4 separate regions of the Mus musculus genome follow, and all the other regions are linked to region 1. A link is a loop called in an ENCODE intact Hi-C map of the cell type or tissue named here. Cell type or tissue: heart. All regions are shown on one strand. Each heading gives the region's core, and the rest is flanking DNA. Links, peaks and the distances in the headings are about the cores only.

The links. A loop is a pair of places that touch in the nucleus more often than their neighbours do. Peaks named below come from ENCODE experiments on the same cell type or tissue, not always from the same donor. Only the 100,000 strongest peaks of a DNase experiment are listed, where the experiment ranks them.
Region 2: a loop joins it to region 1, with 4 times the contacts of the local background. A loop is called at or near these places in 14 of 42 quality-filtered maps.
Region 3: a loop joins it to region 1, with 4 times the contacts of the local background. A loop is called at or near these places in 7 of 42 quality-filtered maps.
Region 4: a loop joins it to region 1, with 6 times the contacts of the local background. A loop is called at or near these places in 14 of 42 quality-filtered maps.

What each region holds. Positions count from the first base shown.
Region 1 is chr13:49,336,404-49,342,493 of GRCm38, reverse strand. It overlaps Bicd2 (BICD cargo adaptor 2), which reads right to left and starts at 945. Exons shown (of 7, transcript NM_001039179.2): 1 at 584-945. The coding sequence starts at 823. In heart, for the core only: CTCF peaks have their summits at 1,454 and 3,436 (motif pointing left); DNase peaks (open chromatin) are centred at 1,013 and 3,403; H3K4me3 peaks cover 1,438 bases; H3K27ac peaks cover 1,525 bases.
Region 2 is chr13:49,649,799-49,655,888 of GRCm38, reverse strand. Cenpp (centromere protein P) reads left to right here and starts at 3,158. Exons shown (of 8, transcript NM_025495.3): 1 at 3,158-3,306; 2 at 5,590-5,768. The coding sequence starts at 3,200. Nol8 (nucleolar protein 8) reads right to left here and starts at 2,811. Exons shown (of 17, transcript NM_001271397.1): 1 at 2,207-2,811; 2 at 1,387-1,542; 3 at 654-716. The coding sequence starts at 2,243. In heart, for the core only: no CTCF peak of the experiment used is centred there; a DNase peak (open chromatin) is centred at 2,968; H3K4me3 peaks cover 2,788 bases; H3K27ac peaks cover 1,383 bases.
Region 3 is chr13:49,417,594-49,423,683 of GRCm38, reverse strand. Ippk (inositol 1,3,4,5,6-pentakisphosphate 2-kinase) reads right to left here and starts at 2,442. Exons shown (of 13, transcript NM_199056.4): 1 at 2,218-2,442. The coding sequence starts at 2,298. In heart, for the core only: a CTCF peak has its summit at 2,457; a DNase peak (open chromatin) is centred at 2,543; H3K4me3 peaks cover 2,593 bases; H3K27ac peaks cover 1,808 bases.
Region 4 is chr13:49,643,047-49,648,046 of GRCm38, reverse strand. It overlaps Cenpp (centromere protein P), which reads left to right. Exons shown (of 8, transcript NM_025495.3): 3 at 393-481. Among named protein-coding and RNA genes, the nearest start is that of Cenpp, 7.2 kb to the left of the region's middle. In heart, for the core only: a CTCF peak has its summit at 2,715 (motif pointing right); a DNase peak (open chromatin) is centred at 3,026.

The DNA.
Region 1 (6,090 bases), core at 552-5,551:
ATCCCAGTAGTGGGAGCACCATTAATGAGATGGGGAAAAAGCAGCTGGTTGAGCGATGGATATCGGGAAAGCCGGCCTGTCAAGGGCCATAGGCAACCAGGGGCTGCGACTCACTCAGCCCTGTATCCATCCCTTCCCAGCCTCAGGCGGTCACGAAACCTGATGAATAGCACAGAAAGCAGCTGCTCCAAAATGGGGGGGAAGTGATTTGCTTGAAGGTGACAAACTGTGGTCAACCAACCCCAGGTCCAGCTTTTCCCTGGGGTCACTTGCACGGACAGCCTCAGTTGTAAGGGCATCATCTGCTCCCCACCAACCACACAGACACACCCTAGGCAGCAATAACCATAGCAGGACATCAGTCCTCAACGAAAAGGCCAACAAGGCCTGCAAAGAAAACTAGCGGGTGAGTGGGGCTGCAGGGAGTCTGGACCCCAGCAACCGGACACAGGGCCGAACAGGGTCCCTTCACCGTCACTGCCCGGGACCGCAACTCTAGGTCTCCTGCCCCACCCCTGGTACCTCCCACCACTGGGCAGGGTGACCTTAGCGCCCGAGGCAGGGGTCGCAGCCGACCACTCACCTCTTTGAGCTGCTCCATCTCGCTGCGGATGGCCTCATAGTCCACCTCGAGCTCCTCGAACTGCAGCTTGAGCTGGTGCTTCTCCTCCAGCACCGCCAGTCCATACTCGGCCGCCTGGATCTTCTCACGCGTGGTCTCGGCCAGCTCGTGGGACAGCCGCTTCACCTCGGCGCGCAGCCACTCCGGCTGCGCCTCCATCACCAGACGCGCATACTCCTCCTCCTCCGACGGCGCGGACATGGTGGCCGCGCGCCGAGGCCGGCTCCCACCTTGGCTCCCACAAGCCGGGCCCTCTTAGCCGCCGCTGCCGCCGCCCAGCCCCGACGGCCGCCCGCGCCGCCGCACTGCTCCTCCCTGACGCGCGCGGAACACTGGGGGCTGCAGTCCCACTGAGCATGGACTACACAACCCGTAGTCCCTTGCGCCCACCTGGTCCGCGCTTGTGATTGGTCTAAATCTCAAGGGGGCAGGCGCCTAACGTGACGCAAAGCTACGTCTCCCTTAGCATTGTGGGAGATGTAGTCCTATTTTACGCTCACTGCTTTGCCCGTTGTGCTCTGTACCCGCCTGGCTCCAATCGTTGATTGGCGGGCGCGTCTGACGTGACAAAAGTAGGGGTGCCACCGACCCCAGCCCAGGGACCCGGCAGCCACCCGGAGAACCTCAAGCCTTCCGCTCCCAGCCTTTGTGGAGTAAGGTGATCCGAGCTGTGGATATCACGAGTAAGATTCGCGTCCTGAAACGTCAGAGCATGGCTGGTGAGACTGTGTGGCGCGCGCTTTATGCGGAATTTGAATGACTTGTGGCGGGCCGCGGGCACTGCCAAAAGGATGCCAACAGCCTGACGCTAGGGGCTCAGGGGAGCCCAGGCCCGGATACTACTTCCTCTTGTCCATTGTCCGTTAGGATTTTCTTTCATGGAAATGAAGGCACCTCCGTGAGCATAATGTCAAAGGTGTATTTAAATGTTGTCCGTCCCCCGTTTTCGGCGAGACGTAGCTGTACTCTTCACTATAATTCTAAATAAAACTTCCCTCCTTGCATGGTGATTTGGATATAACAAGCGTGTTGTTCCCTTTCTCACTGCACACACCCCCGCAACACCACACCCTACAGCTGCGGACCACCATCAAACATAGAGGTCAGCTGGAGAGATGGCTAAGAGGATAAAGCTCTTGCTCAGTAAGAGCAAGGACCTATATTTGCGCCCCTAGAGCCCACCTAAAGCACAGTCTATCATCCCAATGTCCCTGAGGAAAGATGGGAGGTGGAAATTGGAGAATCCCCTGAAGCTAGGCTGGAGTATGAAAGACAGGGGCGGGAGAGAGGGGGAGACAAGAAAAGCAGAGATAACCAATCTCAAACAAGATGGAAGACAAAGACTGACAACTGGATCTTGTCCTCTGATTCCCAGTGCATGTGGGGCCTGTGTGCCCACACAGGAACATGAACCCACTTCACACACACACACACACACACAGGAACATGAACCCACTTCACACACACACACACACACACACACACACGCGCGCGCGCGAAAAGAAAATCTAGGATCAACACAAGAATTGCATAGTAAATCAACTTGGTGTGGTGGAACACACCTTTAATCTCAGCACTTGGGAGGTAGAGGTAGAAGAATTTCACGGCCAGCCTAATCTACATGTCAAGTTCCAGGCCAGCCACGACTAAATAGAGAGACCCTGTCTCAAAAGAGAGAGAGAGAGAGCGCTGTATAAGTAAATGTGTTATTCCTCCTTCTCTTTGGCCAACCAGCCTAATTTTGTACAACAGTCCTGGCTCTACACTGAGGCCCATATATCAGGCCTACGCAAGCTGTTCACACTAAGTGAAGGTGGATTTAGAAGGAACAAACTTTCCTCCAACAAGTCCCCAAGCTCTACAGAACCTACACTTATCCAGGCTGCCTGGGAACCTCTCCATACCCACCTGAACCTGACTGTGAGGCAGGTGTGAGTAGGGAGGGGGAGAGCCATGAGTTTCTGGTGAGAACCTGACCAGGGAACTTTGAACTTGAAGATAAAGGTGATTTGAGATACAAATGATAGCTCACTACTATTGTGGGCTTCCTTCAGCAGGGACAGTGCTGACCAGCAAGGTTAGGGCCTGGAAGAAGGTTTCTAGGATCTCCTTGTCACTGGTTGGAGTGGGGCAATCAGGAAATACTTCTCTGAGGAGGTGACAGCAGAGAGAGAGAGAGAGAGAGAGAGAGAGAGAGAGAGAGAGAGAGAGAGACCCAGAGGACTCCACATTCAAGGATGATGTATGTAGATCTTCCCCCAACTTTCAGATGAGAGACCACCTCTTTAGTACTCCCTGGGTCACAAGCCTGGCTCACTCAGTGCTCTCAATATTTCAGTTCACACCATTGTTTTATGAATGAGGAAACTGAGGCCTGTTACCAAATCCTTGGTATTGCCCTTGATGTCCCACCCCCTCATCCATTCATGCTGTCACTCTGCCTCTCAGCAAATACTGCGTGAGAGTTACCTGCCTGTCTCAATGGCCCATCACCTCTGCCTGAATCATTGACGTCGACTCCCCTCCCAAAACAAAGATGTTGAAACCATTTCCAAGTCTGCACTTGCTCTAGAAGGGCCTCTTCACTCCACCCACTTGCGTGTTGATTCCCTTTCTGTGTCTTAGTTGCTTCCTTCTGTTGAGTGTGTGTATTCTTACATGGTGGGTGGGTCACCTTAGAACGTCAGCTCCAGGAGGGCAGGAACCTCCACAAGGCCCAGCATTTTCTAGCCTATATCTGGGGCTCCAGCCAGGTTCCCAAGGGATTCCTCTCCCTAACCCAGCACCGCTCCCTGGAAAGGTATGCCCTCTGGTGATGAGGCAGAGGACTACAGGAGGGTGGAGGCAGCCTGGTAGAAAAGAACTTGGAGCTAGTAGTAAGGACTACTACTAGCCAGAAATGCAGTATTCTTATCCACTGGTGAACTTAGGAGCAAAGAAGAGTGAATTCCTCCATATTAACCTGCTGTGCGATTGTGAACAAAGGCTCCCATGTGTCAGGCATCCCAGACAAAGCTGGCCAGTCCTGCACAAAAATGCTGGTGAGGACTTACCAATATGGAGCACACACGTTGTGAGGCTCTGTGTACTCGCTGTTGCCTGGTCCACGTGAGCTTCCCCTTGATGGCCCAGAAGCAAAGTGCTCTCTCATCTTCAGGTAGCAGCCTGCTTGGGTATGTTTGACTAACCTAGAAGAACCAGGTGTGGCATAGCATTCCTGAACCCCCATGACATATGACGGCAAATGGTTATGGGCTAAAATCTAAATCTCAACTCTTTCAGCAACCCACTGTGTCAGGCCTTGGAGAGCTCGGACACATTACTATTGGCAATACTGGAGACCTTAACATCCTTATTACCACTTATCCTGCTCCGAGGCCTGTGCCTCGGAATTAATTTCTTGGGTTAGTGAGATGGTTGAGAGGGTAAGGGTACTTGTTCCAAAACCAATGACCCGAATCCAATCTCCAGACCCACGTGAAGGAAGGAGAGTACTGACTTGCACAAGTTATTCTGAGAACTATACATCTTACACACACACACACACACACCTGGCTGATGAGCAGATGGATACACCTTTCCCTTGGGTATTCCCGCCCTGCCCTCCACATCTTTCCTCATGTATCTGGGGGCATGGGGTCCTGTGACTTGAGCCAAGATAGCTCTGGATGAGACAGCCCGTTGGGACTATCACCCAACAGTTAGGCTGCCTGCCAGCGCCTCTCCCAGCTTCACAGAGAACCTTTTGTCCTGTAAAGCTCTGACCTACTCCTTAACTGATGCACAGATTCAATGTGGACCCTATCAGAATCCCAGGTGGCTCTGTTTGTTTTCTAGAACTCTGTCAATCAATGGGATAGAACTGAGAGCCTAGAGAACTAACCTGTGCCTTTATGGTGAGAACAAATGCTCCAGGAAAAAAAAATATGGATATCAGAGAGCAAAGTGGAAAGGAACCACCTCGTTTCGGGTGCAAAATTAGCCCAACTAGGATTAAAGACCTCGTTAGCATTATAATACTCCAGAAGAAAACATAGGGCTAGATTTTTGTGGCCTTGGATTAAGCAGTGGTTTCCTAGTTGTGACATCTGAGCCTAAGGAGCAGTGGCAGAGTGAGGGTGGGGGGGCGGGGGGGAGGGAGGGAGGGAGGGAGGGAGGGAGAGAGAGAGAGAGAATATGAATCACCAAACTTAAAATTCCTTCAGAGAATGATTTTAAACAGTGGGAGAAGTCCAGTGATTGGAGTTCAGCCCCTTAGCACAGAGGTGTCATCACAAGCTGCAGCCTCCGGGCCTTGCACAGGGTATCTAGGACCTCTGCAGGCCATGTGTAATGTGAGGACCCATCTAAGAAAGAGCTGGCAGAGAAGGGTCTTTGTTTTGCTTTCTCATTCCTTCTTTCCTTTTCTTTTGTCTTTTATCTTTATCTTTTTCTTTTCCTTTTTTTTCTTTTTGATAGTCTCTCTAAATAGTGTGTCTCTGGAACTCACTCTATAGTCCAATCTGGCTTTGAACTCACAGAACTCTGCCTGCCTCTGCCTCCTGCCTCCTGCCTCCCGCCTCCCAATGTCTGTGGGAGTGAAACATTTTCATCCCAGGTGAGGGATGGGGTGGAGCATGAAGGGCAGGGGAGGGGTGTAAAAGGAGTAGAGAGGGGACGAGAAGCTCTCTTGTGCACCAGCACTGCGCTTTCATCATAATGACACCAACACCACTGTGTGCATTTGTTCGCTCATGCTCATAACTGCACCATAGACAGAGAGGTTCAAAAGCCAGAAATCTATTTTCTCACAGTCCTGCATCACCCAGGTGCCAGCATGGCCCAAGACTTGGTGAGGTCCTCCCTCCTAGTTTATAAACAATAATCTCCTGAATCTGGATTTATGCTTATATAGTAGAGACAGTTCTCTGTTATCCCCTTCCTTTTAAAAAGGGGATGCTGACTGTGTGTGTGTGTGTGTGTGTGTGTGTGTATGGTTGGGTGTCACACATACACACACACACACACACACACACACACACACACACATCTGCATGCACAGAAGCCAGAAGAAAATATTAAGTGTCCTCCTCTATCAACCTTCTCCTAACCTGTTCCCTTGAGGCAAGGTCTCTCCCTGGATCTTACATTTTCTAGGCTACATTAGAAGCCAGCCCCAGTAGTTCTCCTTTCTCTGCTTTCCCTTGAGCTGGGATTACAGATGCTCACGGAGCACTGGGGTTGTTATATGGGAGCTAGGACCAGAACTCTGGCCTCATGGTTGTGCGTTCTTTTAACCGCTAAGCTATCTTTCCAGCCCCCACCTTTTCTCCTTAGTGGACATCAGCCCTATTAGATCTGCTCCTTACCACACATGAGCTCATTTCTTCTTTATCACCTCCTCATAGGCCTTATCAGGGACCGGAGCTTCTTCTATATGATTGCAGCAGGGGTACCCAATTCAGTCCATAGCAACAGAATGATAGTTT
Region 2 (6,090 bases), core at 1,091-6,090, 310 kb before region 1:
GTACCTTCTACCTCATATATGTTCTCAGCAAGGGTAATCTCTTCACAAATGAAATGATCAAAGGCTGACTGTCCTCTCCCAGTGGCACCTGCCCTTCACTATTTCTTTTTTTGACTTCCAAGAGACTGCAATACTTTAACTGCATCGACTGAACAATAAATCATCTCCATCTTTTTAGTCACTGGAAGCTAGTATTTAGCCTTATCTTTACTAATCTTATAATAAGAATACGAGTTTCAAAGATATGCTCTGGCAAGGTCATATTCTAATGACCTTGGTCATATTCAAGGACCTTTTATAACAGGTCTTACTGACAAAGGATTGGCCGCCCAAAAAACCAAAGAGACCAAGGAAAGGTATGCTCTAATGACAAGTGGGATAAATGTAATAGGCAATTTCTATTGATAGTTTGGTCCTTTGTTCAAATTGTTTGAAAACACTAGTTTCTGAGCAAAGTGCCAATGTGTGATACCATACTTTCTGACACAAACACATCTGAAACCCGAAATAAAGGGCTCCAGAATTCTCTTGATCATGGTTGTCCATCTACACAACTTCTAAGTGACTAGCAAGGCTTAGCTATGGAACCAAAGTCATTTCAAGTTACACAATTATACTAACAATTAGAATAAAAAAATACATGATGATCTTACATTTCTTCAGGTCCGCTTCTGTTATTTGAATGTTAACATACGCAAAGACTTTCTGTGAATTTCCTACCAAAAAAAAATTTTTTTTTAAGTTGATTTAAATCCTTATCCAGAAAACAATATACATCTCAACAGCCCTCTCTTTACTTCTTTTTTTGAGACAGGGTCTCTCTATTATATAGGACTGGCTGTCTTGTAACTCATTATGTAGACCAGGCTGGCCCTGAATATACATCTGCCTCAACCCCTCGAGGTCTAGATCAAAAAATATCAAACACCACATCTAGCCTTAAGAAGCTATCCAAGCTCAAAAAGTGCATTCATAGATATTTATTCTTTGAAAGAAAATACTTTTTACCTCACCTGACTAAAGTCTGCATTTTTATAAACATGATCAAAATATTTCAAAATGAGTAAAAAAAACAAAAAACCCTGAAGTAATCAATTCAGACACCTCTTAACAGTATATTAGTGTGTAATCAGTTCAGACATCCTGATTGTTAGTGACACTCTACTTAATAAGATAATGTTAGAATGTTGACTCCGAAAATTCAAAGTACAGATGTTTTAGAAATTCAAATGTTTTATACTTTTTCTGGTTTCAAAATTAATTTTCATATGAAATAATCCAGGAAGCCATATATGATGTTTAGCGCTAACATTCAGCTCTGGGGTTGCTTCTCCTGTAATATCATTGACCTTGTCTGTTTTTAACTCCCTCGTGTTACAGATTTACCTTGGTCATCTTTCCGAGTGATGATCTCCACGTCAGAAACTTCTCCAAATCTGCCGAACTGATTTTGTAGGTCTGTCTCAGAAATGCCCTGTCCAAGTCCACCCACAAAGAGGCGCTTCATTTCTCTGTTGCCTTGCATGGATGTTGGGCATCTATCTGGAAAAGTTAATTTTGGACAGAAAAACAATTTAATAGTTTTCCAGAAATTTAACACAACTCTTTCCCCTGAAACTTCTGTGCCAACTTCATCTTATGAAGCTATGTCTCTTCATATGTATTGCTTTCAGATTTTATCAGTGGAGATTTTACAAAGGCCCTCCATCCACATTCTCAATGAACACACTTTGCAACTGCACCTAAGTACAGCACATCCACACATCTTCTCCCAGATGTTTTCTCTAAAACAACCACAGCTATTATATCTTATCCTTATTGATTTTTTATTCGAAGTACTGCCCTCCCCCATTCATTTCTACATTTTTACCTTAACATATACTGGCAAAAATAGTAAGCTAACGGATAAAAATAGCTTCATCCTGGAGCTCCAGTCATAACAAAGTCTGCAATTACAATAGTATGGCAAAATACAAGTGTCCCCTAAGCGCTGTTAAATCACAAAGACGGCAACTTAAGTTATACCTAAAATATGTTTCCCCACTGTGTGCCTGTATTGTTCAAAGCAGTCTGAGTGGATCTCATCGGTCAGGGGAGTAGGAGCGGTTACGGCTTTTCCCAGTGCCACTTAGAAAACAGTAGTGGTGACAGCAAGGATCATAATGAAGTCTAATTTTGGAACCCGGAATTGTTAACACTGTCCTACCAAGATTGCTGGAAACGTTTTCCAGAGGTCGCTCCATCTCGTTTAGCTCTCGGCGGATGTTCAGCTCTTACTCAAACCTTTCTCAAAAGTTGGCTGTCTCCTTCCAAGCGAGATCACTAAATAGCGGCAGAAGCCCAAAGCAAAGGCCAGCACTCTGGGAAAAAAACCTACAGTGTACCCCTTCTTGGTAGCCACCGCCCCATCCTTCCAGCCCTGCCCTCTCTCTTCGAGAAGCCCCTAAGGAAGGAGAGGAGAGGCTAAGCCCAATAGCCCATCACTTCTCACGAGCAAACACTCTTCCTCAGGGCGCTTGTCCGACTCAGCTCAAGCCCGGCGTAGCACTTAACGTCTAATAACACGTGCCGGCAAGTGCATTTTCCTTTCCTTCCTACAAAGTTTCCAACCCAATCTCCTAAGGTTCCGTTATCCCGCAGTTCCAGAGGGCTCTTTATTTCCTCCGCCTTCGCTTTTACTGACGTTCTGTTAGTTCTCCTCCACGTTGTAAAACTGACAGAGTGTGAGAAAGAAAAATAAAAATCGGTAATTCCTACAGAAAAGACACTCCGCCGCGTGGTTCCTGATTTCCGGTTCAAGTAGGCGGAAGTGAAGAAGCGGAACCAAAATAAAGAGACTCCTTTCCTCGTGCTTCCGAGAATCCGCCCCCTTCGGTGACGTAAGAGCTCGGCTGGCCCAGTGGCCGTTAGACGGGATGGGCGGCCGTTGGAGGGTGACGTGCAATTTGGAACGAACCAACTCGCAGAGGCGGCGGGGGTGTCTAGACGCTCGACGCGACATTTCGCGGGCCGTCAGGCTCGGGAACGTCGTCCGAGGCCGTGGGCGTGGACGCGCGACTCCCGGCAGCCTCTCCCCCCGTGAGCTCGAGAGTGGTCCGTTCCAGGAGCGCGCGCGCTCCTTGAAGTCTCCTGGCTGCCCGAGGCGCCCAGACTGCCATTCTCCGGGCTACTTCACCTTCAGGGTTCCACGTCGGTAGCCATGGATTCCGAGACCCGCGAACTGCGCGCCCTGGAGGCGGAGGTCGCAGCGCTGCAGCGAGAGTGCAGAATGCTGCAAAACGCTGGGGAGAAGGCGTCCGGAGCCTGGTACGTGGCTCGGGTCCATCCCTCCCAGCCCATGCCCTGTAGCACCCCGCGGACCTCTCAACCTTATGACAGTTCTGGACTCCGACTCCCTCACCCCCCCAAGACCCATGCTCAAGAACGTGGTGGGAGACGTCCTGAAATGTGAACTTGAATCAGTGTTCTGGGAGAACGATGACCTCATGAGTGTGTGAACGCTGCGTTTGGGGCTTATGACTTGATTATAATCAGCAGAAAATAGTTTCCTTAAGGGTTGTTTTCGCCCAGTTGATGAGAATCAAAGGGAAAATCTGGCTTTTCTTTAAGCAGTCTTTGCCTTCGGGAGAACAGCATCTAGATAGCTGGTTTTGTTTTGTTTTGTTTTTCTGGGTTTGGAGACATTGTTACTCTGTAGGTCAGGAACTGGCTCAATTTGATTTCAAACTCAAGAGTCTTCTATTCCGCAGCCCCCAACTCCCACACACAGTGTTGGAGTTATTACCTGAGCCACCATACTTGCTCTTGTCTAGTTGGGATTCCCTCCTTACTCTGGTTTCATGGATTTGTTTTTGTGACTCATCTAACGATGTAGTTAAGGGGCCCTGACCTTTTTTTTTTTTTTTTTTTTTTTTTTTTTTTTTTCTGCATTATGTTAGAAACATAAGGGTTGGGGGTATATAGCCCCAGGGCAGGGCAGCCTAGCATGGTCAAATTGGTATATATGGCTAATGCCTTCTATAGGAAACTGTGATAGTCTTCTGATTAGTTACTATTGTTAAGCCTTATTTAAAGGTAGTTGATCTGAGTGTTAAATAGTTAAATAGCTTGCCTAAGGTCCTAGAGAAATCCAAAGCCCAAGCATTGCCCATTCAAAGAGAGAAGGAAGGCTAGAACTAGCAGTAACTTAGTATCTTAAACATGGAAAAAAAATACCTTTTTTATTAGGTGTAATTTGGAACAGGTTCAGAGAACCTTAGTGCAGGAAACAAATTCTAAAGAAAGAGAACGTTGTTAACTGTTGAAAGAAAGAGGGAGATGTGTGTGTGGCCTCCAGCTGTGCATGCTCTTCACAGCAAGAATGGAGATGCCTGCTGCTGATTCAGGGATGGCCCACAGACTGGAAGCATTAAGATTAGAGTTGGGGAGCCTGCCAGGCTGACTCCATCCCTACTTACCGAGTTTAGAATTTATATTTTATCAACACAGCCTGCCCCTGAACTTTTGAAAAGTTCTTTGTCAGACCATGGGAAAATAGTTTCTTAACCCACCAGAAGATGTCATTGTAAGCCCAGTATGGTATAGTAGATTGGTTATGGAATCTGGGACTCCTCGGTAATGGAACTGAAAAGTTAAGAGTCCAGATTAGGGAATACATTAAATGTCAATCCAAAATGTGTAGATTTAATGATTTTTTTTCTCATTTTGAAGGAAGATTGAGACCTGTTTCCTGAGCTACTTAATTTATTATTATTATTATTATTCCATTTGTATGCTATAACATATTTATGGAGGTCAGAGATTGAATAGACATGTCCAAGTGACAGTTCTTTCCCTCCAGTGGCAATAGAACTACAGGTTTGTGCAGCAAGTACTTTTGCCTGCAGAGCCATCTTATTGATTCTCCAAGATACTTTTAAAATGATCCTGATAGTTGAGTGGATTGGCAGCCAGAATATTGGAACTAAGTTGTTTAGTTATATCCCTGTGTCCATATTCTTTGATGTAAAAATTGAGTGCCTTCAGAACTTGGTTTTGCTATTGGCTGGAGACGGCCAAGGCGTGTAGAAGAGAGAACTTTAAATATGGGTTTCACAGATGAGAGAAAACTAGTATTTGCCTTTCTGGTTTATTTAGTGTGATTTCCTGTTGCATCCATTTTCCTGATTTTCTGAGATGTTCTTTCTCTCTTTCTTTCTTTCTTGGAGTAATCTTTTTTGTCTTACCATGACACTTGTCCTTCAGACCCTACAGAAGCAGCCTGTACCGTTTTACTTGGCAGTCCCTAAGCTCACCAAGCCTGCTTTCACTACTTGTATGTCTGAGTACTACTGTGTCTGGTGCCCACTGGAGGCCAGAACAGGGTCTTGGGTTCCCCTGGAACTGGAGTTACAGAGTGTTGTAAACTATCATGTGGGTGCTAGAAGGAAGAATGGGGTCCTCTGGAAGAACAGCCAGTGTTCTTAGTCTAGCCACTGAGCTACCCCTCCAAGCCCCACCTTCGGTACGAGGGGTGGAATCTAGAGGAACATTTGTATAGTAAGTAAAACATTTGTCAGTTGTCAAGTAACTATAATATTTGCTTTTCAGGAAATCATTTCAAAAAATTTCCCAATCAGATTCTGAGGAGTGGGAATCTTTGAAAGACTTGAGAAGTCAGCTTGAACATTTAAGATCTGAGCACTCATTTCTAAGTAAACTTACTGGCTTCAATATAAGAAACTATTCCAAGATGGAAGACATTGTAAACACTGAAGAGACAGAAAAAGGTACACATCATTTTTTAACTTCAATGTGGTTTTTAAATTTCATTATGAGTATATTTTGGGGTGAGGTGCATTCATACTATGTTGTGGTGGTCAGAGGGCAGCTTTCAGGGGTCTCTTCTCTCTCTGCCTTGTTGAGGCAAAGTTTCTCTTCTAGTTTCCGCATTACATCCTCCAGGCTAGGTGACTGATCCCTTAGCTCTCAGTCCTTCAACTCCCTGCAAATCTTTTTTTTTTTTTTTTTTTCCAAGACAAGGTTTCTCTGTATATAGCTCTGGCTATCCTGGAACTCACTCTGTAGACCAGGCTGGCCTCAAACTCAGAA
Region 3 (6,090 bases), core at 522-5,521, 81 kb before region 1:
AGACAGAAAGTGTGAGATGATCCCTACAGCTTGATGTTCAGCCCTAAATACTCCAGACACATGCCCCAGACACTACAGGCTCTAGAAATGACCTGAGGTTCTCCACTCGGTCTCTGAAAGGTTTTAAAACTAGACCAACATGCAATGGGCAGTTCTCTTCAAGTCTCAACAAAAGTTCTTTCTGGGCAGGTTAGTTAAATAACAAGTCTTTCACGATACCTTTGTCAAGAAGAAGGAAAACATGACAGCTCTGCATAATAATAGGAGTGGACATTGTTTGCCCTGAACCTCATGGCCAACACAACCCAAAAGGCTAGGTGCCCGGGACAACTGAGTAAGAGACTGAATGACAATGAAATGTACAGTGAGCTCACAAGACTCCAGAGCCAAAACCAACCAAAGGAAGGTAAAGGAAGCAAATGCAGCTGCCTCAGGACAGTTAAGCTGCAGTAGCCTTGAGGGAGGCCACAGGCTTCAAGTCACACCCTCAGGCTGCATGGAGGGCCACCAGTGCTAAAATGCAGCAAGTTCCTGCCCAAGAGCCCTCGGGGTCTATGCCTGAGCCTGTAGACAGGACAGTGACCAGGTGGCTGACAGCCTAGTGAGTGGGTCAGAGGGCTAGCTGAGCCAGGTGGACAGGGATTTAAGGTACCGTACCTGAGAATGGACAAACCGCAAAGCTGTCACAAATCACGACGTAACTCAGACTGACAAGTAACAGTGGAAACTTCTGGAGGTGTTGCTAGGGGTAGGGGAGACAGAGAACCCTGATACAACTCTTCTCTGTGAAACTGGCTAGCGGTCCACCTTCCTGCGCACCCAAGCATGCCCCATATACTCCTGCAGCCCTCACTGATCTCCTCTACCCCAAGACCCCAGGTCCCCAGAAGGCTCATTTTCTCTCTCAATCCGTCTGCACGTGGCAGTGACAGCACGGATGTCCAGTTCCCCCACCCCAGCCCAGCTCCTGCAGGATGGGCCTAAGGATAGCTGTGTATGCATGCTACAGAGGAGGAAGGGCTGACAGGGGACTTTAGAAGAGCTTTTCAACTCAGTGACTGATGCTCGATCAGAAAGAGTGAGCATGCCTGGGGAGGCTAGGTAAAAGCCTCCCTCTCTCCAGGACTGGATGAGACAGGCCTGGGAAGCTGAGCAGAGAAACAAAGCTCACCTGCTCTCAAAGGAGAAGGGGGACTACAGACATGCCCAGGACCGAAGGGAGCAGAGTTTCTCCACCCCACTTACATTAGCACTCCTTGGTCACAAAAGGCCTTAAAACACTTCCAAGAGGGGCCTTCTCCTCTTCAGTCTACATTCTGAACAAATACACCAGGAGGTCAGAGGTGCCAACTAGACACAAGACCCAAGCTCTAGGCTGCTCAACACTCAGTACAGCTCCATACAATCTGAACTTCAGAGAGACAAAAGTACATCCTATTCCTCTCTTCACTTTCCTAATGCAGCCTACTGCTTCTCAGTGGTGGAGGTGTGAATCACCCCAGCTCCCTGAGTTATTAACCTTCTCACATGACACCTCCCCGCCTTCTACTCCCCCAGCCCACCACATTCCTGCTAGCTTGTAATCAGGCAGCAAAATGTCAGAGAAATCTGGGGCTGCACACAGATCCATCCATATGCTTCTCTTCCTTTAAATTCGCCTCCTTGGAAAGGACTACATCTTCTGAAACCGCCTTTCAAGTTGAACGAAGGAGAAACCATTTAAAGTATATGATCGGGACGCGAACCTGTGGCAGCGCCCCGTTCCTGACAGCGCAGCAGCAAGGCAGAACACCAGCTCTGTGGTTTCTCGAGGCTGAACTCCACTCGGTGGGCTGACAGCACTCTGGGAACTTTCCCCTGTGCTGCCCAGGCCCTGGTCCAGGCTCAGCCTCTGGCCCACCGTTGCCTGACAGTAAGACGAGCATCCCGGGGGAGGCTGCACGGTGTGAGGCCACGCGGCACGCACAGCGCATGAGGAAAGAGTACTGACGGGACAGAGAGAACCGAGAAGGGACACTAGGAGGAAAGGGGAGCCAACGGAGCTAGGGGTGCCGGGGATGAGTATGGAGCAGAGGAGGGTACTGTGGGGGTGCCAGGGAACCACCCGGGCGGAAGCTGGAGGAAGAGTCACGACCTGGGTACCTGGACGGTACCAGGCACAGAGCTTCGGGAGCCGTCGGGTGAGGCCCGGAGCCGGGCTGCCCGCCAGCCGCTCACCTGCGCGTGGGCCACCACAAGGCTCTTGTTGCCTTCGCCATGGTAACTCCATTCATTCTCGTCCATTTTCCCCTCTTCCATGCCCCGGCGCCCTGGAACTTCGCGGGCCGGGACGTGGGGACGAGAGCTGGAGGCCGCCCGCCTCGCAGGGCTCCCGCCGCAGCCGTCTGAAGAAAAGCGCCTGTCAGCTGCCGCCTGCGCTCTCAGCGGCGGCGACTTGCAGGCAAGGAGCGCCGGAAGCCACGCCCCCGGCGGCCGCCATTCCCAGAACGGTCAACTTCCGGGTCCCGCCCACCTTACCCTCGACGTCCAGGGTGGTAGGTGGAGTGGAAGCCATATTATGTGCTGGCAGAGTGACTCACTTCCGAAACGCGGACCTGGGAACCGGAAGGGAGGTTTCCGGATCTGCTCCCGGACCTTGAGGCCGGCGGCTTCCTGGCGCCCCGAGTCCGAGGCGCTCACCCTCGCACTGTCCTAGGGCCACGGCTGGATCTTCGTGGGGCTGCAGTAAGGCGCCGGGCGACTCTGAGCCTCCGCTTACATCTGTAGAATGGGATGCACCTTCAATGGCCTTGCTCCGGCCAAGAGAGCCATTAGGTGGTGTTCACACTACTCCGGGAAACGTGGCGAGGAAACCTCACCGTGGAGCCTTTGCCCCAAGACATCCAGAAATGCAGATGAGGCAATAGACTCTCCCACCCCATCCCAGCAGAAAGCAATGACCTCAGTTTATCCTTTAATGCGGGGAAGATTGGCCCTGCCTGGTAGAGCTGCCTAAAGAATTATATGCGGTCCTTGTGCTCTTAAAAATGATTTGGGGCTGGACATGGTGATGCTCTCAGCATTCTGGATGTGGAAGCAAGAGATTTCTAGGAGTTCGAGACCGGCCAGGGTTACTTAGTGAGATCCTGTCTCAAACATAATTTTCATATTTGTGTTAAATTGTTTGGCCACAGCACTGAATATTGCTGTAACTGGTGTATGTGAAGAAAATCCAGCTTAATGCAGGCAGATAGTATGGGTTTTTTTGTGTTAATTTTTCCAAGGAAGACTGGGAAAAAAACAAAAAAACCTGTTCATTCTAAATAGGACACCAACAACAGACTGAAAGATCCTAATAGAATGTAAAAGGTCACAGAAGCCCTCAAATTGGCAAAATAGATTTCATTGTTAGTAAAAGTAGCTTCACTGATTTAGAAAAATAGAGGTGCACAATGCTCTGGCCGCGCCTTGAACCCGTGTGTCTGCCAATGTTCTGACCGTTCCTTAAACCCAGGTGTGTGCCCACTGCTGCACCTCACTGCGAGGTGTTTGTGATATTGGTTGCTGGGATAGAATCGAAAAATCTCCCCAGTAACCACAGCCGGGCCAATCCAGAGTTGCTCCACCTGCACCAGACTCTTTCCTTGTACCCCTCCCATACCCATTTCTTAAGAATAGACATTGTTTAGATCTGGAAATCCCCTACTCCCCCCTTCTCCTCCCCCCCCCCCCCCGTGAGGGCCTATAAAAACTGGGACCCCTTTCCCCTCGGGGTCAACTCCTCTACCCCTGCGTGGGATACAAGTCGTCCCCAGAGCTCTGGCTTTCCCCCCAATAAAGCCTCAGGTGGTTTGCATCAAGTTTGGTCTTTTGTGAGTTCTTGGGGGTCCGCTATTATCCCGAGACTTGAGCGAGGGGCTCCTCTCGGGGTCTTTCAAGACCACAGAAATGAATGTACCCAAGTATAGCTTGGTGAACCAAATGAATTTACAGGTCATGCTTAGAGGAGCATGGGTGAAGGGTTATTTATATTAGTGTGGAAGACCTCAAACCAGCTGCACTGAAAAAAACAAAACAACAACAAAAAACCCCTCCCATCCTAGCACAGATCCATTCCTCTTCAAAAGCTGAGTGGGTTTCTCCTTCAGCTAGTCTACCTTCGATAACCCCTGGAAACCCATGCAGCTGAGGCGGCTGTTTTGATTAAGATGGCAAAGTCTGTGTTTTGCTCCGAAGATGGGTACACAGCACTTCATTCTTTCTCAGGCTTTCCTCCCACCCCCTCTTCTACTGTATTCTCTGAGCATTGAAGGAAGCAATAGAGATGTTTGGTGATTGCTTTTCATTTTGGCTGAGCAATGAACCACTATGCCATAGCAACAGCCACTTGATTCTTGGCAACTTGACGGGCTGTCTTCCTAGTAACTTCTACTGGCTGTGTGGGGGAGTGGGGGGGGGAATTCTCTGTACAATTGACACTAACAGCACAGTCATCTATAGGTACTCACATAAATGTTCAACAGAAAATCTGACAGGCACATACCCATTTAACTATAGAAGTAGTTCCATACAAGGGCCCTATGACCTCCCCGGGTACAATACCAACATGAGTTCCTTCCTGTAGAGGAATACTTAAAGACAATCAGAAGATGAGTTGTACCCATTAGAACAGTACCAGGTAGCATTAACACTGGTGTCCATAGACTAGCAGGACCATTTGTGACTATTCTCCCTAGCAGCCTACATAGCACTTATGGAACTTCCAAACACCACTCTGCAAGAAGGAAACTTTCAGCTCAGCCCATTTGAATTCTGCATGTCCTGCAATCAGCATGTGAAGTCTTCAGCAATAGCATTTTACCATCTATTTCCCATGTGCCAGCAACAGCACTGGCAATGGCCTGGATTGTTTTAGGATGTTAGGAACTTCCCTGGCTAACAATCAAAGAAAAAAAATAGCTCAGCCCTGTAACTTTTACTTTTTCAAGTCCTATTTTTAATGATAGTTCTTAAGACACTTTAACCTCCCTTGTAGCCCACCATCCACCAGATGTAGTGGAAAAGAAAGAATACAGAAGTGGACCTGTCTTGAAAGGTTCTTTGGAGCAACTCCCATCTGTGTTGTCTGGAAATCGGCAGTTCAGTTTACAGGTTAGCAGCAGCAGCTTGATCCACTTGCAAACAACTTCACAGATACACCAGCAGTCCAGCTTGGTAGAGTCAGGATAGCAAACAAGAATCTGCAGCAGTGGCACTATCTAGCAGAGACAGCCAGGCCTCAGCCTCAGCACAAGTCGGCAGGAGAGACCCAGAATGACACCTGGAGAAGTTCTTGGCTGTGCATCTCTCAGCGAATTGAAAATCAGCAAAGACAGGATACCAACAAGGGTTTAGCTATGCAAGCAAGCCAAGCTCCCAGCCTCCTTCACCTTCTGTCCAGTTCTGTTTATATTCCCTCTAAACATCACGTGCCTTGCCTCAGCACGTGCACCTGTCTCAGCTGACATCACTGCCAATCAGTCCGAGTCCTCAGAAGCAGCAAGAAGCTGAAGAAGCCAAAGCACACCACCAGAAATTCTTGGTGCACTTCTCTTTATGGAGTCCCGACAAATGAGCTCAGTTACATATTGTGAGGCAGACCAAAACATGCGTGTTGTCAGAAAAAAAAAAAAATCCATCACGTGTCCTTTCACGTGCTTGCTTTAATAGAACATCCTTTCACCTGTGCCTGCTTCAGTGAAAACATTCCTTCATGAGTCTGCCTTAGCCTTTCACCTGTGTCCGCTTCAGGAGAACACTCCTTCCCATGTTCGTCCCAGCAAAACACCATCCAACACAATGGACTTTCCAAAGATCCCTTGAGTTTCCACTTCATGCCCCTGACACTGGGATTTTCATTCAGTAACTTTATGGCTTCTGGAAGTGTCCTTTTCCATCCATACTGGCTATGAAGGTGGGGATCATCTGCACATCATTCAACCATAAAACTCAGAACCTCACAGCTGTGGCTGGTCTTGCACCAAGTCTTGCACCAAGTGCAGGTTGACGTCCTACTCTTGGTCCTTAAGTGCATGTGCACACCCCTTCAGATGCTCTTCTAACTGCAAGGCA
Region 4 (5,000 bases), core at 1-5,000, 310 kb before region 1:
GGTGTGCACCACCATTGCCCGGCATGTATTTTTTGTATGTGTATATTTTTCTTAAGTATTGATATACTTGAGAACTTGACAGTATAAATTTTTAGTAATCCCATTTTGTAAGACCAATTACTGTGACAAGACCCTTCCAGCTATTTTAAAGTGATTACTAATATATATTTTCATACATCTACACACAAGTAGATATTCACTTAAAAATATTGAAGATTCCACCAAGAGTACTTTTATGTTAATATCTGTAGAAATATGTTTATATTTGACTGTACCATGATAAACCAGTGCAGGCTGGATTAGTTTAAGTAAAATAAAACACTAATTTTACCTTTAAAAAAAAGCATTGAAGAAAACTATTCTTTTAAAGTATTTTATTTTCTAATTAATAGATACAAAGAAAGTTCTACAGAAACACAGATTATCAGGAAATTGCAACATGGTGACATTTCAACTGGAATTTGAGGTTCTGGAAATGGAGGTAACTGTAGCTTGCTGTGATAACAGATTTTTTCCCTATGAGAAACAGTTCCTATCCACTTCATTCACTTCAGTGTCACCCTCAGCATTACCAATGTGACCAAGAAAATACAGTGTGGAGTTTCAAAGTTGAACAAAATACAGTTGTTGATTCAAAATACATTTTTCTCTTTTTTTGCATTTTTATTAGGTATTTAGCTCATTTACATCTCCAATGCTATACCAAAAGTCCCCCATAACCACCCCCCCCACTCCCCTACCCACCCACTCCCCCTTTTTGGCCCTGGCGTTCCCCTGTACTGGGGCATATAAAGTTTGCGTGTCCAATGGGCCTCTCTTTCCAGTGATGGCCGACTAGGCCATCTTTTGATACATATGCAGCTAGAGACAAGAGCTCCGGGGTACTGCTTAGTTCATAATGTTGTTCCACCTATAGGGTTGCAGTTCCCTTTAGTTCCTTGGGTGCTTTCTCTAGTTCCTCCATTGGGGGCCCTGTGATCCATCCATTAGCTGACTGTGAGCATCCACTTCTGTGTTTGCTAGTCCCTGGCATAGTGTCACAAGAGACAGCTATATCTGGGTCCTTTCAGCAAAATCTTGCTACATTTTTCATGTCAAAAGTTGTGTTCTTATTAGTGGGGCTGCTTAAGATTCAAATAAAATATTTTAGCTTCACTTTAACATACTTTTGTTACCATAGGCCACTGAAATTCAGAGCAAGAAAGTGTTAGGCACAGCTAACAGGTTTTTCTGCGTAAATGTACTTTAGGGATACAGAAAGATATGAGAAGAACTGTTAACATTCTTTGGAAGACTACAAAGAGACTGTATTGTTGTTCACTTTTAAATTATGCAGGCATTTGATGACTGCCTGGTTTTGCTAATAATGTGCTGCAGAAAGTGGCTTCCCTTGGCTCTGTTGAGAGCACTCATTGTCTCTCTGAGCCTTTTAGATTTTATGACTCTTAAAGAATCACTCTCAAGTAAGATGTTGGAAAGAATTGCAGATAGTTGTGGAATTAACAGGACCTGAGGGATCAGATATATAGTCCTTGCCAATAGTTATAGTTATTGGTTGGAAAAAGGGGGACAAGGGCCTTTTAAAATTTTGTTACTTAGAATTCTGATAAAATGAAATCTTCTGTTTTTGTTTTACTTTAGTGGAGTTTATATGTTTGTGTATAGAGGGATAAAATCTTGCTATGAACCTTGTTCAACTTGACCTTAAACTTATGTTCCATCTGCTTCAGTCCCCTAAGTATTTGGATGCCAGTCGTGTGCTGCCACACTTACTGTGTAGGTACTAGAAGTCTTTTATACAATTACTAGGTGAGAAACTGAAGAGATGACTCAGCAGTTTAGAGTACTTGTTACTCTGAAACTGGGATCAGTTTCTGACATCACATAATAGCTCACAACTATCTGAAACTACAGTTCCAAAGAATTGATGTCCTCTTCTGCCTGAATGTACATGGTATACATGTAGGAAAAACACTCATATACTTAAAATAAATCTTTAAAAAATTAGAATTGCTAGGTCAATGGAAATGTACACAAAAATTTGATTGGTAAACTTAGATATCTTCTAAAATGGTTTTACCATTGTGCTGGTTAATTTTTAGTGTCCACTTAACACAACCTAGAATCAACTGGGAAGGAAGAGAGAATTTTGAGGTCATACTGGCCTGGGAGCATATCTGTGGGGGATTGTTTTGAATGATGTAGATGTCACTGTGGGTGGCACCATCCCTAGGCAGATGGTCCTGAACTGTATAAGAAAGACAGCTGAGCACAGCCCAGTGAGCAGCCCAATAAGCAGCATTCCTCCATGGTTTCTGTGGTAAGTTCCTGCCCTCACTTCCCTGCATGATGAACTGTGACCTGAAATTGTAAATTTTTTTTCTCTTACAAGTTGCTTTTGAAAATGTTGTTTATCACAGCAACAGAAAAGAAACCTAAAACAAACGGTTTTGTTTATTTTTGGTTTTGTTTGTTTGAGACAGGGTTTCTCTGTGTAGCCCTGGCTATCCTGAAACTAGCTCTGAAGACCAGGCTGGCCTTGAACTCAGAAATCTGCCTGCCTCTGCCCTCCAAGGGCTGGGATTCAAGATGTGTGTTGCCATTACCCTGCTTGTTGTATATGTTTTTACATTTAAAATTGCTAGGAAAAAAAATAAAGACAGAGAGAGCAGCAGTGTGTTGGTTATTCTTTCCCTAAAATCAAACATTCCACTAGAGGGAGACATTTAGCTGTCAGAAAATTAAAAGATTTAAATAACATGCTTATTATAAATGCTTATTTTTCCAAAATAAATATTACTACAATTTTAAACCAAAATGCTGGTCCTACTTAGGGTTACTAATGCAGTGATAAAACACCATGACAAAAGCAAGTTGGAGGAGGAAAGTTTGGTTTACACTTACACATCACTGTTCACCATCGAAGGAAGTCAGGCAGGGTAGGGTCCTGGAGGTAGGAGCTGATTGAAAGGCTGTGGAGGGTAACTGCTTCCTGGCTTAGGCACGGCTTGCTCATTCTGCTTTCTTATAGAAGCCAAGACCACTACCCCAGGGGTTGCATAGCCCACAGTAGTCTGGGCCCTCCCCCACAGATAACTAAGAAAGCTGCCTACAGCTGGATCATATGGAGGCATTCTCTTAATTGAGGTTCCCTCCTCTTGGATGGCTTTAGCTTTTGTCAAGTTGACATAATACTAACTGGCACAGTGCCCTTAAGTTCTATTAGTAGAATGTTTGAAACAAAGATGGGAAAATCTATGTAGAGAGTATGAGTCATTTCTTCTGTTGATGCAATTCTTGTCAAAGGTGTTTGGAACATAGAATTAATTTCCTCCAGTTGACTGAATGCTTGTGAATCGTTTTAAGACCATCAGAACAAGTGTGCACACAATATCAGCTTCCCATAGTCCTTGCAGTATAAGTCAGATGGGTGGGAGTTTGTAGGATGCTAAAGGGTATTTATATAACTTCTAACCTTGAAACAAAAGTGCTAAAAAGTAAGCACTTTTTAAATGAAGAGAATATTATTTCATCATGAAAGACTTTAAAAGTAACCCATTTATTTGAATATTTTAACCCAAATATTGAAATCTTAATATGTTGTCTTTCACGTTGGTGCAGATTTGTGAAAGCAAAGAAGGTATCTCTCAGCCCAGAAAGGCTTGACCCAAGAACTAAGGTGACTGACTACTAATCAACAGTAGCAAAAAGTCAACCTGAAACAGTGTCTTAACTCTTCTTTTTTTCTTTCTTTCTTTTTTTTTAATTTAGAAGCTGTGCATACTTTTTAAATGCTCAACAGCACCTGATTATTAATATAAACAGATTCCAGAATCAAGGCAGAGAAAGAAAACAATGGACTTTGTCTGCCATGTGACCCAGATGGGGCAGTGCAACCCAGATGGGAGTGTCTTAAGCTCTTAAGGGTCATGTCAATGTTAGATAAAGTAAGTGGCAGACAAAGGAGGAATAAGCAAAGTAAAGCAGATTTGTTAAGGAAAAATGAGACATTATAGAAAAGTTAGAGAACTCAAGAAAGGCAGAAAGTGCCAAGCTGTGTGTCTAGTGGCTGCTTCTAGGGCTTATGACAGAAACTGGACAGAGACTGAGATAATTTTGTTGCAGTTTGCTCATTCTCTAGGTATTCTCTCCTTGGGCCAAGCAGAAGGGGAGCAAACAGGCTCTGCATGATGACCACATACTCTTTGCCCAATTATGGTAGTGACTGCTCACTGAAGCCCATTTCTGACCATGTTTAAGTTTCTTTATTAGTGTCCAACCTTTTTGGATCTGCTGGCTGCCACTAACTTTGGCTACCATTGCAAGTTGCTCACCCTGCATCTGTTGCTGGGTCCAACTCTGTCTTCCATTATGCTGCCTGTTGATTGAATTCTTTGTATCTATCCATGCTGATTTGACCACCTAGCAGTTTAACCACAGACTTTTCCCCTCACTGCCTATGAGAAACTGACTCCTGTCTTAAAAGCATATACAGTTTGCAAAATTAATATCTTTCTAAATATTTTTGGTGATAAACTGATAGGGATAAGGTTGAGACAAGGTCTCTCACACTGTAGCCCAGGCTTATTTAGAACTCACCATGTAGCCCAGGCTGGTCACTTACTTGTGCCAGTCCTCCAGCTTCAGGACTCAGGAATGCTGGCATTGCAGGTATGAGCTACCACACCTGATTCTGGGGCTCCTTTCTTAGGTATTTCTATTCCTAGTTCTTAAGTTAACAAAAATTCGCTGAGACCTCCTATTAAAAGAACATGATAGAAAAAAGTGACCTGTTCAGACTGCAAGGATGTTAAGGTCAGGGGTGTCTATAAGGCCATTTCCCTTATTTATCAGTTCAGAAGTGACATGGTTAACAGGACCAATGGCAGGGCAGAAGTTAGCTTCATGCTGGCTAAACACACACTACAACTTGGTAAGAGATGTGCAGGTTAGGGCACTGAATCCCAAACTGACCTGCCTGTGCTGATGAGTGAAAGACC